Linked DNA regions of Homo sapiens: region 2 is linked to region 1. Evidence: read pairs that join two places in POLR2A ChIA-PET (ENCODE). Cell type or tissue: B cell. All regions are shown on one strand. Links, peaks and the distances in the headings refer to the core of each region. The heading gives the core; the rest is flanking DNA.

What was found. Peaks named below come from ENCODE experiments on the same cell type or tissue, not always from the same donor. Only the 100,000 strongest peaks of a DNase experiment are listed, where the experiment ranks them.
Region 2: POLR2A ChIA-PET joins it to region 1 with 10 read pairs; 4 of 35 experiments call an interaction of 5 or more read pairs at or near these places.

Annotation. Positions count from the first base shown.
Region 1 is chr9:37,398,447-37,406,777 of GRCh38, forward strand. LOC124902154 (a long non-coding RNA gene) reads right to left here. Exons shown (of 4, transcript XR_007061481.1): 4 at 6,760-7,059. It overlaps LOC105376035 (a long non-coding RNA gene), which reads left to right and starts at 6,995. Exons shown (of 4, transcript XR_007061479.1): 1 at 6,995-8,331. RefSeq lists enhancers at 515-574, 4,643-4,812. In B cell, for the core only: no CTCF peak of the experiment used is centred there; DNase peaks (open chromatin) are centred at 535, 3,974 and 4,815; H3K27ac peaks cover 1,201 bases.
Region 2 is chr9:37,007,649-37,015,979 of GRCh38, forward strand. It overlaps PAX5 (paired box 5), which reads right to left. Exons shown (of 10, transcript NM_016734.3): 3 at 7,349-7,546. It overlaps LOC105376032 (a long non-coding RNA gene), which reads left to right. Exons shown (of 4, transcript NR_188579.1): 4 at 1-1,404. Among named protein-coding and RNA genes, the nearest start is that of PAX5, 22 kb to the right of the region's middle. RefSeq lists an enhancer at 3,928-3,997. In B cell, for the core only: no CTCF peak of the experiment used is centred there; DNase peaks (open chromatin) are centred at 2,747, 3,173, 3,550 and 3,995; H3K4me3 peaks cover 2,452 bases; H3K27ac peaks cover 7,723 bases.

The sequences.
Region 1 (8,331 bases), core at 14-8,013:
AAAATTTTCCAATTAATTTTACACACTTTGCATAACTCCAATACTAAGACTTGATTTTTAAAAGAGCACAAGATAAAGTGTATCTATCTAAAATCAAGAATCAACATCATACTAATGATAAAACACTAAACCCCGTCTAGAGGAGTTTGGATTAGAGTCAGAATGAAGACAAGGGTGTCAGTTAGGTATCAGCAATGCTAGCTGCTGTGAGGAACATAACTCCAAACCTCAATGGCTGAACACAATGGAAGTAAATTACTTGTTTACACAAAGAGCAGTGAGAATCCCTGGTTAGCCAGCTGCCTCCCATGTGGCCATTCAGGGACCTCCACTGCTTGTGCCATCCCCCAGAGCCACTGCCAGCTCCTCTGACGGCAAACAGGAAGAAAGACAGTAGAGGATCTTGTGGGAGGTTTTATGGGCCAACCGGGCAAGGCACCTGTATCACCTCCACCCACAGTCCAGTGGCTAGAACCTGGTCACGCGGCCACTCCTAACTGCAAGGGAGGCTGAGAAATGTTACCTCCTTCCGTGCCCAGCAGGAAAAAGAAACAGGTGACGTTGCAGCATTTCTTGCAGAATACCCCACTGTCGTCTCTGGGACTTTTGTTGACAAATCACTGATGTTTTCTGCACATCCTGATTTGCAGCAGGCAGTGACTACTACCTGAGCACCATCCCAGTTTCAGAGATTAAAAATGTGAAAAACTTGGAGTTGATGAAATACTCGATAGGAATAGTAGGTGAAGCTGTAGGAGATGCTGCGCTTGTAAAAGGCCCACGGATGAGCCAGGGCTTTCCGGGCATAACCCCAAGGCCAAAAACATAAGTGATAGACTAACTATATAAAAACAAAAAAATCCCTTATATCAAAAAAGAACATTGAAAGGAGAAGGGCCCACTGTGGGGGAAATATTTGCAATGTGTGATAGAGAATGAGCAGGCTTGCTATTTAAAGAGCCCTTACAAATCAAGAGTGAAAAAGGTGAAGAAAATGGACAAATAACAGTAACAGGAAATTAATAAAAGAAGAACTAAAAATGGTTAAATATGTTAACTATGTAAAACTATTTAGTAGTCAAAGAAGCACAAATTAAAACTACCATGTAATACCACGTTTTACCATCAGATTGGCAGAGATGTGAAAATTGATAATGGTGTTTGCAAAGACTGGCAAGTAAAGGCTATTAACCCTCTGGAAAGGGAAAGATGGGTGCCCTGTTTACCACTGTGGGTGATACGGTCTTGAAAACACTTATGCCTGTTGACCCAGCAGTCCCACCTCTGGAATTTATCCTAAGGAAACAAATGAAGAGATGTGAAAGACATATGTTCAAGGCTGCTAATCTCAGGGGAGCTTTTAAATTTAACTTTAATTTGTATCAAGTTATACATGCACATGATTTCAAAGGTCAAAAAATTCTACAAGATTTGTTACAAAAATCAGCAATTCCCTGAAGCCACTCCCCCAGTCATGGCCCTGCTCTGCTTTTTCAGTCCCAGAGATACTTTTTTTTTTTTTTTCTTTTTTGAGACAGGGTCTCACTCTGTCTCCCAGGCTGGAGTGCAGTGGCATGATCTCGGCTCACTGTAGCTTCGACCTCCAGGGTACAAGTGATTTTCCCTTCTCAGCCTCCTGAGTAGTGGGAACCACAGGCATGTGCCACCATGCCCAGCTAACTTTTATCATTTATCCTAGACAGGGGTCTCCCTGTGTTGCCCAAGCTGGTCTTGAACTCCTAGGCTCAAGCAGTCCTCCTGCCTTGGCCTCCCAAACTGTTGGGATTGCAAGCATGAGCCACCATACACAGCCTCAGAGATACTATTTCAATCCTTTAAGTATTTAGTGTATTTTCTCTAAATACCATGCTTATATTGCTACTTCTTGATTTTTCAGGTTTATACATTATATAGTGATTTTTCATTATGGAAGGGGAGAATTTGGCTCTCATCAATCACTCACTCACAATACCCCCCACCCTGGAACAAAACGCATATTAATACATGTATTCCCACCCCCCACAGCCTCCCAATATAGTTATTTGTCATTCTGATCAGATCAATATTCGTTATTTGCTTTATTCTGACTGCAAATCTGTTTTCAAGATTTTCAGAGTTAATAATTGTCTTGCTTTTTTTTTTTTTTTTTTTTGAGACAGAATCTCTCTCTGTCCCCCAGACGGGAGTTTAATGGCACAGTCTTGGCTCACTGAAGCCTCCACCTCCCAAGTTCAAGTGATTCTCCTATCTCAGCCTCCTGAGTAGCTGGGACTACAGGCACGCGCCACCAAGCCCAGCTAATTTTTGTACTTTCAGTAGAGATGGGGTTTTGCCATGTTGGCCACACTGGTCTCAAACTCCTGACCTCAGATGATCCACAGCCTCAGCCTCCCAGAGTGCTGGAATTACAGGTGCGAGCCACTCTACCCGGCCCAATTGTCTCGTTTTTACCATTGGCTTGGTTTACTAATTTTCGTCACTAATTTAACTACAAACTCTTTCTTTCAGAATTTTGAACATATTCCTCCATCATGTTCCGGTTCCCACTGACGCTGTTAAAGAATCCAGTGCCATTCGGATCCATGATCCTTTGTATGAAATCCACTTTTTCTCTGCAAACTTGTAGGATATTTTCTTCATGCCAGATACTTGTGTTCTTCAATTCTGGGTTTTTGAAAACAAAATATTTTTAAAATTACTTTCTTCTTTCTTTTTTTTTAGGACAGAGTCTCACTCCGTCGCCCAGGCTAGAGTGCAGTGGTGTGATCCCAGCTCATTGCAGCCTCAAACCCCTAGGCTCAAGTGATTCTCCCACCTCAGCCCCCCAGGTAGCTAGGACTACAGGTGTGTGCCACCAGTCCTGGCTAATTTTTTAATTTTTTTTTTGAAAACACTTATGCCTATTGACCCAGCAGGTGTGTGCCGCTATGCGTGGCTCATTTTTTATTTTATTTTATTTTATTTTATTTATTTTTGCAGAAGCCATTGATACCATCTAGCTAAGCTAGGTTGAAGATACTTTGGACTCGACAATTCTATATTAGGATACATGCCCTAGAACATCTCTCCCGTGCATGCACAAAAAGATATTGATGCCTGTAATCCCAGTGCTTTGGGAGGCCAAGGCAGAACGATCACTTGAGGTAAGAAGTTTGAGACCAGCCTGGGCAACATAACAAGACACTGTTTTTACAAAAAAAAATTAAAAATGAGCCAGGCATAGAGGCATGCACCTGTAGTCTTGGCACTCAGGAGGCTGAGGTGGAAGGATAACATGAGCCCAAGAGTTTGAAGTTACAGTAACTATGATCATGCTGCTGTATTCCAGCCTGGGTGACAGAACAAGACACTGACTTAAAAAAAAAAAAAAAAAAGACATTTACAAGAATGCTATGGCAACGTTGTTTATAAGGACAAATACAAGAGAAAGATATAATAAATACTTATTGACAGGGGAATGAATAAAGATGGCACAGTTATACAAAACATATACAATATTGAGTAAATACACAAGACATATAAGGATGCCATGACATACACAAGACATACACAGCCAGCCATGGTGGCTCACACCTGTAATCCCAGCACTTTGGAAGGCTGAGGCAAGAGGATCACTTGAGCTCAGGAGTTCAAGACCAGCCTGAGCAACATCACAAGACCTTGTCTCTACTTAAAAAAAAAAAAAAAAAAAAAAAAATTGGCCGGGCGCGGTGGCTTACGCCTGTAATCCCAGCACTTTGGGAGGCCAAGGCGGGAGGATCACAAGGTCAGGAGATCGAGACCATCCTGGATAAAATGGTGAAACCCCATCTCTACCAAAAAAAAAAAAAAAACAAAAAAATTAGCTGGGCGTGGTGGCAGGCGCCTATAGTCCCAGCTACTCGGGAGGCTGAGGCAGGAGACTGGCGTGAACCCGGGAGTCGGAGCTTGCAGTGAGTGGAGATTACACCACTGCACCCCAGCCTGGGCAACAGAGCGAGACTCCGTCTCAAAAAAAAAAAAAAATTAACTAGGCTTGGTGGTGTGCACCTGTAGTCCTGGCCACTCAGGAGGCTGAGATGGGAGGTTTGCTTGAGCCTGAGGAATTTGAGGCTGCAGCAAGCTATGATTGCACCACTGCGCTCTAGCCTGCGGGACAGAGCAAGACCCCATCTCAAAAAAGAAGAAAGGGGAAAAAATTGCAATCCTACTTAAAATTGCAATATTCCACCACCCCTGCCTCTCCAGCTTCCCTTATTTTTTCCCTCTGTACTTCTCACGTTGTAACATATTAATAATGTATCTCAGTTTCATACCTTTTGTTTATGGTTTGGCTCACCCCACCAGAATGTGTGTCCCATGAGAGCAGTAATCCTCTCTGTTGTTTACGGATGTTCCCAGGGCTTAGGTTGGTGCCTCACATACAGTAGGTTCTCAATATGTATATGTTTGTGAGTTTATGAATGAATAAAAGACAGAAACCGCTACTGAAAGTTTAAAACCATGCAAAGCAATACCACTTATCATTTATGGATAAACACGCAGTTCAGGTTTGGGTTACCCCTGGTGACAGAGGTGGGGAACAGGATCAGGAAGGGACACCCAAGAGTCTTCCAGTGTCCCCGTAAGATTTATTTCCTAAGCAGGGCAATAGAGATGGAAATGTTTGTTATATTATTATCAACAAGTTTTGCATGGCAGAGAAATTCTACAGCTTGAAAAAAAAGAAAAAAAAAAGGAACAGCCAGCACCTGCAGCAGGTGTTAGAGTTTCCCAGGGTTTTTCCACATGACCTCATGGGACAGGGGTGCACAGGGGGCTTCCTGTAAACCCAGCTCAGAGCCAGGTGGGGCCTGGGACTGGGGGTTCTTCCAGAGCTCCCTAACAGGGGGGAAATCCCAGTCAGATCAAGAGAGGAAGGGGCAGCCTAGGAGGCCACCTCTTCTGGGTGAGATGGGGAGAGTGGGCCAGAATGAAGCTTGATCTTACACTGTCTTAGTAACAGCCCAACAAGTTCTAGCCCGTTGCCCAGGTAGAGCCGATTTATCAAGACAGGGGAATTGCAATAGAAAGAGTTTAATACATGTAGAGCTGGCTAAACAGGAGACTGGAATTTATTATTACTTAAATCAGCCCCTCGAAAATTCAAAAATGGGTCTTTTAAGGATGATTCAGCAGGTCTGGGACCAGGGATTGGGGAGTGCGTATTGGTCAGACTGAAGATGAAATCATACGGGGGTTGAAGTCGATTTTTTTTTTTTTTTTTTTTTTTTTGGAGATAGAGTCTCCCTCTGTCACCCAGGCTAGAGTGTGGTGGCGCGTTCTCGGCACACTGCAGCCTCTGCCTCCCGGGTTCAAGCAATTCTCCTGCCTCAGCCTCCCAAGTAGCTGGGATTACAGACATGCGCTACCATGCCCGGCTAATTTTTGTATTTTTAGTAAAGATGAGGTTTCACCATGTTGGCCAGGCTGGTGTCGAACTCCTAACCTCAAATGATCTGCCCACCTCGGCCTCCCAAAGTGTTGGGATTACAGGCGTGAATCATCCGCCTGAAGTGGATTCTTGCTGTCTTCTGTTCCTGGGTAGGATCGCAGAACTGGTTGAGCCAGATTACAGGCCTGGGTGGCACCAGTTTGTGCATCAGAGTGCATCAGCAGTGCAGGGTCTGAGAAATACCTCAAGTGCCAATCTTAGGTTTTACAATCGCGATGTTATCCCTAGGAGGAACTGGGAAGGTTCAGAATCTTGTAGCCAGCTGCGTGACTCCTAAACCATAATTTCAAATCTTATGGCTAACCTGTTAGTCTTACAAAGACAGTCTGGTCCTCAGGCAGGAAGGGGTTTGTTTAGGGAAAGGGCTGTTAGCATCTTTGTTTCAAAGTTAAACTATAAACTAAGTTCAGCCTATGCCCAGGAATGAACAGGGCAGCTTGGAGGTTAAAGGCAAGATGGAGTTGGTTAGGTCAGATCTCTTTCTCTGTCATAATTTTTTTGTTGTTTTTTTTTTTGAGTTGGAGCTTCGCTCTTGTTGCCCAGGCTGGAGTGCAGTGGTGCGATCTTGGCTCACTGCAACCTCCACCTCCCAGGTTCAAGCGATTCTCCTGCCTCAGCTTCCCAAGTAGCTGGGATTACAGGCACCTGCCCAGCTAATTTGTTCATATTTTTAGTAGAGACGGGGTTTCACCATATTGGCCAGGCTGGTCTCAAACTCCTGACCTCAGGTGATCCGCCTGCCTTGGCCTCCCAAAGTGCTGGGATAACAGGTGTGAGCCACCGTGCCCGGCCTCTGTCATAATTTTCGCAAAGGTGGTTTCATCTTTATCCAAGAGTAGGGACTTGCCGCTGGATCCCCCTGTCAGACACACGCTGCTGTGAGTCAGCTCTGGATTCCGCTTTAGGACACCTGGGAGCTGTCCCAGTTCAGAATCTGATTCCCTGTTGGAAGCTCTGCCCAGAATTTCTCAAAACTCAGTCTGCATCCTGGCCCCCACCCCCATGAATAATGGGGAGAATAAATGTGAACCCGGTTTTGTCTACATCATAGGGCTGCTGTGAGAATCAAAAAGGGTGAAAAAAAACCTCCCTGCCGGTAGAGACCAGTCTAACTGCAACTGTGCATTTTTTTCTTAACTATCCCCCTATTGTTTGATTGTGTTTGCCATTTTCTCTGCTATAAACAGCACTGCAATGAACATCTTTACATGCCTGCATATGGGTGAAGGGAAAACTTCCCCTTTTCCTTCTGAAGGTTCACTGAAAATCACCTGACAAAAGGCAGATTAGTAGGAGAAAAAGGATACACATTTATTAACATTCATGGGAGAGAATTACAGTGTGATTACCCCAATCCCCCAATGGGGTACAGAAGCTTATGTACTCTTTTTCCCAGGGGAGCGAGGAGATGGGAAACATAGAGCATTGTTTTGAGGAGCAGTAAATGATTATTAAGGAGAATGAATGGATCAGGGAGACAGAAATCAACTTGTGAATGGAATGAGTCTGAGAGGCAGACATTATGTTGTGGAAAAGTCCATCCAGCTGTGGTTGGACTTCTGACTTCTTTTCTTCCGGCTTCTTTTCTGCAGTGGATAATGGGGTATCAGACGGACAGAAGGCAAATGTGTTTCTTTTGGCAAGACACTTTCTAGGTCAGATAAGGAAATTCCAGAGAGTCCCTCCAAGGACTTGAGGGGTGAGAGGGAGAGAACGAGACAAGGTTAGAGAGGCCTTGATGCTGAGGCTTATTTGTGAGGCCTTTCAGTTTTCAAAAGCACTCAGCATGCCCAAGTGCCACATTTTGGGGAATCATTTTCTGTACCCCAACACTTATATTTTTGGTTTGCTTTAAAAAAATTATTTCTCTGGGATAAATCCCAGAGGAAATAATTGGTTAAAGCATATAAATTGTTTCTATGGCTTTTCAACCTGATAATCAAAAGGATCAGAATACTGTTCTAAAGAGTTCATGCGGCTGGGCAAAGTGGCTCATGCCTGTAATCCCAACACTTTGGGAAGCCGCGGCGGGGTGGGATGGTGGATCACCTGAGGTCAGGAGTTCGAGACGAGCCCAGCCAACATGGTGAACCTCTGTCTCTACTAAAAATACAAAAACTAACCAGGCCTGGTGGCACGACGCCTGTAATCCCAGCTATTCAAGAGGCTGAGGCAGGAGAATTGGTTGAACCTGGGAGGTGGAGTTTGCAGTGAGCTGAGATTGCACAACTACATTCCAGCCTGGGCAACAGAGCAAGACTCCATCTCAAAAAAAAAAAAAAAAAAAAGAGTTAATGCAAGTGCAAAGTTTAAGGATGACTGTCCGGGAGACACAGACTCCAGAGGAATGGAATCAATGCTCTGAAATGGAGAAGTTAAGGTTTTACTTGCATAGGTAGAAACAAAGAAGTTTAGCAGGATTACTAAAGTTTAGCAGCCTTTTCCATACGAGGCTGATCTATGAATTACAGCAATCTGATTGGTTGCAGCTTGTTCTTTGTCAGGAAAGGTATAGTCAACATCTATCTTGAGTAAATTGATTGTCACAGAGCCTATTGTGCTATCTGGTCGGAGTCAGGTACAAGAGAGGAAAGAAGGAAGTTAACCTACAAGGAGAGTCAGTAATGAGGAAAAAGGGGTCTTTCCTCCAGTGCCCTTTAGTCTTTTACGACATTTTACAAAAGAATGTAGGTATGGAAAAAGTTGATCTATAATCAGAGAAACAGAGGTTGTGGCTGCCTGTTATGTGACTCAGGTCCCACAGTCACATTTCCTTTAAGGCTCCAAATAAAATTCCAACAGGTTTGTAAGCAGACAGGGAGGGTCTCCAGGGACTATAGGCATTTAGTCAACTGGCA
Region 2 (8,331 bases), core at 72-8,071, 390 kb before region 1:
AGTCTCAAACTATTACCTTTTGAAAGGACATTTATTAGAGTTTTTTCTCATTATAACAGTAATATACGTTCATTGTAGACTCTTTGGACAGTATGGGAAAGTATAAAGAAGACATCTAAAAACGGTATTTTGGTGTATTTCCTTTATACCAACATTCCTGGGCATATTTAGAAATATCCATTTTTCTCTTAACAAAATCAGGATTATGCCATGTATACAGTTTTTTTTGTTGTGGTGGTTGTTTGTTTTGAGACAGAGTCTTGCTCTGTTGCCCAGGCTGGAGTATAGTGGTGCGATCTCAGTTCACTGCAACCTCCGCCTCCCAGGTTTGAGTGATTCTCCTGCCTCATCCTCCCAAGTATCTAGGATTACAGGCATGCGCCACCATGCCCAGTTTTTTTGTTTTTTTGCTTTTTTGTTTTTCTTTTTGAGACGAAGTCTCTCTCTGTCACCCAGGCTGGAGTGTAGTGGCATAACCTCAGCTCACTGCCACCTCTGCCCCTAGGGTTCAACTGATTCTCCTGCCTCAGCCTCCCGAGTAGCTGGGACTACAGGCGCATGCCACTGCCTAATTTTTGTATTTTTAGTAAAGAAGAGGTTTCACCACGTTAGCCAGGCTGGTCTCCAACTCCTGACCTCAAGTGGTCGGCCCTCCTCGGCCTCCCAAAGTGCTGGGATTACAGGCGTGAGCCACCGCACTCAGCCTCCATGTATACAGTTTTGCAGCCTGCTCTTTTCATGCAACATTCTGTGAGAAGCTTTTTCACATTCCAGACCATTAATATCTGAAAGTTTATTCTGAGGCTGCACTGGGTCTCCAGCTTATACAAATGAAGAATGACAGAAGTAGCAGGTGGGTGCCTCCCCTTAAACTCAATGGGCAGTAGCCTCTCTGCCCTTTCTGATCTTACAGCTTGGTGCTCGGCACCAAGGGCAGTCCGTGTCCTCAGCTGATAGCCTGAAATGGTCTTTTCTGTTCACCCTATAGTCTCACCACACACACACAGGCCATCTGGAGCCTGGCTACTTGAGCTCAGCAAGGAGCCTCTTGCCCTTTTCTAATCAGTCAGCTTAAGTGTTCCCTCAAATACATTCAGATTGTTTGTTTGTTTTCCCTAATATTCAAACCACTTATTTTAACTAAGCAAACTCGAAGCATATTGGACAACCAGAAAACTCATGGCATTTGGGAGAAGAGTGGGTCATAATAAAATGTCCAGTTCTGGGAGTGAGGTTCTCTTTTTGGTCACCTGGAAGTAAGCTGGCATCTGACCTAATGTTTATATTTTTGTGTATGTCACTTTCTCTGTGTGTATGTGTCTACAGAGATATTGCTGGATATGTCAATATATGGATATACCAGACATAAATATAGTTACAAATAAATATATGGCAAAAAAGTCACTGTAGTTCAGCTTAAAATCCTTACTTTTCAAATCATTGTCTGACTATTAAATTTGTATGTAAAAAAGCAAAGAAAATTATGTTTTCCTCATTTTCTTTTAAAATAGTTATAAATATCACTGGGAAAGCATTATCAATTGTTATAAATCATTAAGAGGCTGCAGTAGCACAGTGTACAGGCTCTGGAACTAGACCACTAGAGTTTGAATCCCATCCCTCTTACAATTTACCAGCTACATGACCTTGGGTAAATTACTTAACCTCTCTATGCCTCAGTCTCTTCATCTGCAAATGGGACTAAGAATCATTTCTATCTCATAGGATTACTATTAGGATTAAATTAATGAATTACTTAAAACAGTGGTAGCTACATACTAGGTGCTCCTTAAATGTAAGATGTTATTTTCAGTGGTGTCTTTGTAAAGATTAATGACTAGCTTCCGTCTTAAAATATTCATATTTTTCACATTTGCTTTAAAAAGCACAAGGCGAGGGCGGTGGGGGAGTAAAGATGCTCAATGGGTGCAAAAAAATAGAAAGAATGAATAAGACCTAGTATTTGATAGCACAATGAGGATACTATAGTTAGTAATAATTTAACTGTACATTTAAAAATAACTAAAAGAGTGTAATTGGGTTGTTTGTAACACAAAGAATAAATGTTTGAGGGGATGCATACCCCATTTTTCATGGTGGGTTATTACTCATTGCATACCTGTACCAAAATATCTCATGTACTCATAAATATATATATATATGCCTACTATGCACCCATAAAAATTAAAAATAATAATAATAATAAAGCACAAGTGGCCCCCTTGGAAGCTGGGGAGGGGAAGGTAGCCACTCTCACACTGTTTTAAGAATGCATCAGGGTTGTCCTTTATAAAGGGGGATCTCAGAGTTATAGGCAAGCCTCTGAAGCTGCCCCCAGGGGTGAGAGATTTTGCTCATCTGCCTTTAGCAGTCACCAAGTAAAAACAAAGAGCATCAGCTTACACTGAGAAGAAACTGTAGTGGGAAGAACAAGACTGTAATTGAATCATAACAACTCTAAACAAATTTTAAATTTTAAATATGACAGGCTGTCAAGACTCATCCAATAAGAACACACTCAGGACCTTTTCTAAGCCAGGGACAGTTGGGCTGAGTTGGCAGTCACACCAAATTGCCCGTCCCTTACCTGCTGAGCGTGAGCAGGACCCTGGCTGCCGTACTGCAGAGCACACTAGACGTTCCAACAGAGAAAGGAGCTCAGCATCAAACTCTTCCTATGAATAAGGAAACTAAAACCCAAGATGCTCAAATGACTTGCCCAGAATTGCACAGCGAGTCAGCCCAGACTCCCAGCCCCCATGCCCCAGCACTTTACTTTAAGCCACATTCAAAGGAAGCGCGGTCCCTCTGCTAAATACTTCCTATGTGAGGCATAAAAGCTATTTGGATTTCAAACCCACTTAGAATTTGAGGTTTAAAACTCTGAGGGACTTTGTGGCATTTAAGGATCCCATGGAAACATCACTCTTCCTTCTTTGAAAGGCTAGGCTTCTCACCATCATCCCACGCCCCCCGCCCCACCACCAGTCCTCACAAAATTACAGTGAAAGAGAAAATCATGGTGCCTTGAAAAAGGAAACAGGAAGATAAGGCTGAAGAAACACCCACATCTATGGCACTGATCAAACTGCCATCAGTGCAGTAAGAAGCTTGGGCCATCAGCTATGCCGAGAATTCAAAACCCAGGGGTCCAACTGTGCCAAGCTGCAAGGGGCCCCACAGGTGGCACCCAGGCCTGTGACTGTTGTGGAGAAGAAAGAGGACACAGATAGAGGTCGATGTGAGTGGATCACTTGAGTCCAGGAGTTCGAGACCACCCTGGGCAACACGATGAAACCCTATCTCTACAAAAAATGCAAAAAATTAGCCAGGCATGGTGGTGGCACCTGTAGTCCTAGCTACTTGGGAAGCTGAGGTGGGAAGATCACCCGAGCCTGGGAGATCAAGGTTGCAGTGAACCATGATTGTGCCTCTGCACTCCAGCCTGGGTGACAGAGTGAGACCCTGTCTCAAAAAAACAAAAAAAAAAAAAAAAAAAGAAAGAGGAAATGGATAAACAATCTCAGAAGGCCTGCTACCAAAATTAGAATTAAGAGCAGAACTAACAAAACATCTTCCCCAGGGCCACCTCCAGCCCGGGACAAGTTTTGTTAGCCTGCACAGTATATTTGTTTTTATTTGACTTAGTTGCTAATATTTTTAAGTTGGGAGATTTTTCATAAATATCTGAATTCTAGCTTCTCTTGAAAAATCAGAACACCCAACAATACTGGCCTCACGTTCTCACATGACCCAACCAGTTGGTACTAAATAGAGCTGCCCCTCTAAGCTGGGAGTGCCACTTGTACTCCCCACCCCTTGGCCACGGTGCTGGAATAGAAGAAGGAAGACCCCATTCAACCCACCGTTTGGGTCAGCTTTGGGATGGCCACCTCCAATGGACACTCAGACTGGATCCAGCGATCCCTGCAGGTTGTGCAGCCTCCCAGCACGTTTGTCCATAAGAAGTCAAATGAACAAGGTGATCTGTGTCCCAGGAAATCCCCCACAAGCCTAACAGAACTAGTTCAGTGATGCTTAACCCCTTGTCAGTCATGGTTTCCTAGGCTGGTCCCCTGGAAGGTAACAGGAAGTCACATACTCCTAGGGGTGAACCGTGGAGATGCCCCTGTGGCTATAAGAATAGCCACAAATCCAGCCATCACTCCCTCCCCAGCTGTTTGAAATCAGAAAGGGTGAAAAGTTGCCTCCAAGGGAGGCAAGGGCTGGGAGAGATGTGGACCCTCTTACACAGTGTCATTTGCAAGGCAGGCATTTAGAAGCTGCATTCATCTGAATGCAGTGGGAGCTTTGCCTTCATCTGAAAAATAAAACTGTATGCTGGGATGGCTCTGGCTTTGGGGGTTTAGGGGTGAGGAAGGCAGCCGCATGAGATTGTCCTACACTTAGTGAGCTGTCACTGAAGAGAGCAGGAAGGAGCCAGAGAATACTCCCAAAAAGGAGCCCCCAGTGAAGAGCACTGGAGAAGGCTAAGGATGAGAGAGGGCAGGCAGCCAGGCAGCAGAACGGGCAGCCCGCGAGGATCTGAAATGCAGAAGAAAATACTTGTCCTCCCTCTTGTCTCTCATCTCACAGATCCTCAGTTCTGTCACTCGCAGAGTCCTACAGGGCAGTGGTGGAAAGAAACTAGCCCTCCTTTTACCGTTGGGAAACCTGGGTTCTACCCCCATGTCTATCTCCAAGTCACTGTTCCTCTGCACTCTCCATCTTGGCCTCTGTTGCTACAACTGCCACAGGATAGAGTCAAGCCTTAAGGACTATAGGAGACCACAGACATGAAAGCACCTTAGAGGCATGGCCTGCCTGGCCATGGCTTTGGACTGGACACTCAGGACGCCCCTGAGGCTAGCCATGGCCCTACAGACAGCAGTTAGAAATTCCCCACAGCACAGGTCCAGGCAGAAAACATCAGCGGGCCCGTGATCTCTCTTGACCACACATCCCATGCCCCTTCACAGTCTTTGCCACATCTGTAACCACTGCTCTATTTGCCTCATACATTTCTTTCACATCACTTCAATTTTGACTTAAATAAATTTATTTTATAAGGCAATTGTAGTTCCCTACTGTAAGTGGGTAGGTGGGAGTGTTGAGGGGGAGTTCACAAACTCACTGGTTTGGTGTGTTACTTACGTTTTTCTAACATACATTAAAATAAATGTATTAGAAAACAATGTGCACCCTTGCATCTTTGCATTATAGAGGATGTAAACCGATGCTCTGTAAATAAGTTATGCTCATCCTGCAAGGCATTTTTAATTGAAATTAGTTGCCTCTGTTAAAAAAATATATAGATTAAGCTAGGTGTGATGGCTCACACCTGTAATTCCAGCACTTTGGGAGGCTGAGGTAGGAGGATTGCTTGAGCCCAGGAGTTCGATACCAGCCTGGGCAACATAGGGAGACCCCCATCTCTACATAAAAAAAAAATTAATTTAAATATAGAGATTTCACATACAGAAATATCCATGCATACATCTACACAAGCCCCAGCTTCTGCCTTCTCTTGAAGAATGCAAAAAATCTGGCAAACACCAGACCCATGGTCCTGGCAGCATTCGGCTGGAGCTAAGAAGCACTGCCCCTTTAATCGGACTTGTGCTGCCTAGCTTGCCAGGGACCCAACCTCTCCCCATCGTCTTTTGCCTGGCCTGCTTCCCTCATTACCTTATCTGCCTGGCCCCATGTAAGGCATTAGATTTTGTGACCCCCATGGACTACCTAAGGTTATCTTGCGAACCCCCAATTATATGTGTACTCTACGTTGGGAAACCTGTGGGTCCCCAAAGCCTGACCAGGGGTTTGGCTGATGTTCCTCTGCAGAGCAGGCCAGCTGCCTGTCATGTTGTTTTGTGTCGTGGAAATCCCGCAAAGAGCCAGAAGTAAGGGGCTCATAAAACACAATGGAGCCTCTTATAATCCATAAAAAGAACAGGAGTTATCCCCTCCTCCCCAAAACCTACCATCATCATTGCTATCCCCTCAGCAATTTTGTCCAGGTGCATCAGGCTTCTAAGTGCATGTCAGAACCCCACCCTGGACAAAGAGCCCCTCTGGAACAGACCAAGAAACTGTGTGCCTGATTCTCCTCTATCTCCCCTGTACCATGCATGATGTCAGGGCCTCTGTCAAGGTTTGCCAAGAGAAGAAAAACAGGCTAACAATTTACAAAATAGCAGGACTCAAAATGTGAACACATGCACTCCCACAGCGATCTGTGCATTTGAATCATCACAGAAGGATCCACTATCAGGACAAGAGGCTCTCATTCTAGTCTGACCGACCACCTCATTCTGCCAGGAGTGAGGGTCTCCTACGCCCACACAAGCTCTGCACTGATGATGGTAGGGTGTGATTTGGAGAAATGGAAACTGTCCAAGTTTTCAGGCTGCTCCCTTCTCTTTTCTCTGCAGAGTTTAGAGAACCATCATTTCTGTTCATCTCTGAACTTCATCCCTGACTCTTTGGGTTTAAATGGAGTTGAAATTTCATCATCTACAACAGAAAACTTTCTTCCATACATTTATTTTTAAAGCTCTGAGAGCGCCCTTCCATGTGTCTTGGATCAGACTGGAAAGGAAAGGGAGCTGTGTGGCTGCCAGGAAGATCCTGTGCATGACTCCCAGGGTGTTTCTCTGGTTCTTTCTCTCCCTGTGTGAGATTCCATGTATGAGTTGGGGAGAGGGCAACTCCTTTGCTCCAGAGCATCTTAGCCTCCTGGACAACACCTCTGGAGTTGAAGATGCACATCAGAACCACTGGGGTTCTGGGCTCTCAGAGAGAGGAAGAGCTTTGTCAAGGTCCCACTTTGAGCTTGTGGCAGAGCTGGAACAAGGAGCCAAGTCTCCCAACTCCAAGTCAGGTTTATGTTCCTCTCACTCACTGGCTCAAGCTCTGCCCAAACTGGAGGAAGGATTTTCTTCCTGGGAATCTTTGAGATGGGCCAGTGCTAAGACCTTGAGCCTAGGTTTGCAGGGACAGCGACATTTGTGAAGATCTAGTCAGGACAATTCACTGTGAAGTGTTCCACACATATAGGTGGGTGGTGAAGGGAGGGATGGAAATAACTCTGGGCTCAGAAGAAACTCGAGCGGCCAGGGTGTTGGCATGCTCCCCTCTCCCTGGGCCTAGGACTCCTACCTGCTTTGGAAAGAAGAGAAGGGTAACAGAGACCGAGCAGGCCCCATTAGCATCCCTCCTGTTCAGTAACCCCTAAGGGGCCTTGGTGAAAAAAGAGACCAGATCTTCAGGAAAGGCACATGCAGAGCCTCCAGGATGCCCTGCCATCCCTCCAAATCCCCAACCCCCACAGGCACGAGCCCCTCACCTGTTGATGGAACTGACGCTAGGCACGGTGTCATTGTCACACACCCGCTCTGCCAGCAGCCGGTCCCTGATCTCCCAGGCAAACATGGTGGGATTTTGGCGTTTATATTCAGCGATTTTTTCCACCACTTTGGGTGTGGCGACCTTTGGTTTGGATCCTCCAATTACCCCAGGCTTGATGCTTCCTGTCTCATAATACCTAGGACCCAAAGAGAAAGAAGCTTAGCCATGAGGAACCAGTAAAGTGGATATTGGCAACAAAATAACGGGCTACTCTGGCCAGGAAACGTCCGGATCTGCACGTTCCAATACAGTAGCCACCAGCCAGATGCGGCTTTTGAACATTTGAAATATGGCTAGTCTGAATCAAAATGTGCTGTAAATATAAAATACACACCAAATTTTTAAAACTTAGTACCAAAAGAAGTAAAATATCTCAATAATTTTGATATTAGTTGTATGTTGAAATAACAATTTTTATATATTGAGTTAAAATATATAATTAAAATATAGTACCTCTTTTTTTTAACTTTTCTTAATGTGCTGCTGGAAAATTTTAAATTGCATACACAGCTCTCATAGTATTTCTTTTTTTTTTTTTCAGACGGAGTTTCGCTCTTGTTGCCCAGGCTGGAATGCAATGGCGTGATCTTGGCTCACTGCAACCTCCGCCTCCTGGGTTCAAGTGATTCTCCTGCCTCAGCCTCCCGAGTAGCTGGGATTACAGGCATGTGCCACCATGCCCAGCTAATTTTGTATTTTTAGTAGAGACGGGGGTTTCACCATGTTAGTCAGGCTGGTCTCGAACTCCCGACCTCAGGTTATCCGCCTGCCTCGGCCTCCCAAAGTGCTGGGATTACAGGCATGAGCCACCACGCCCGGCCAGTCTCTCATTGTATTTCTATTGGACAGCACTGGCTAAGCATTAACAAAATTCTTTCACATTCATCTACCATTTTATAGTTTACAGAAAACTTTCGAGTC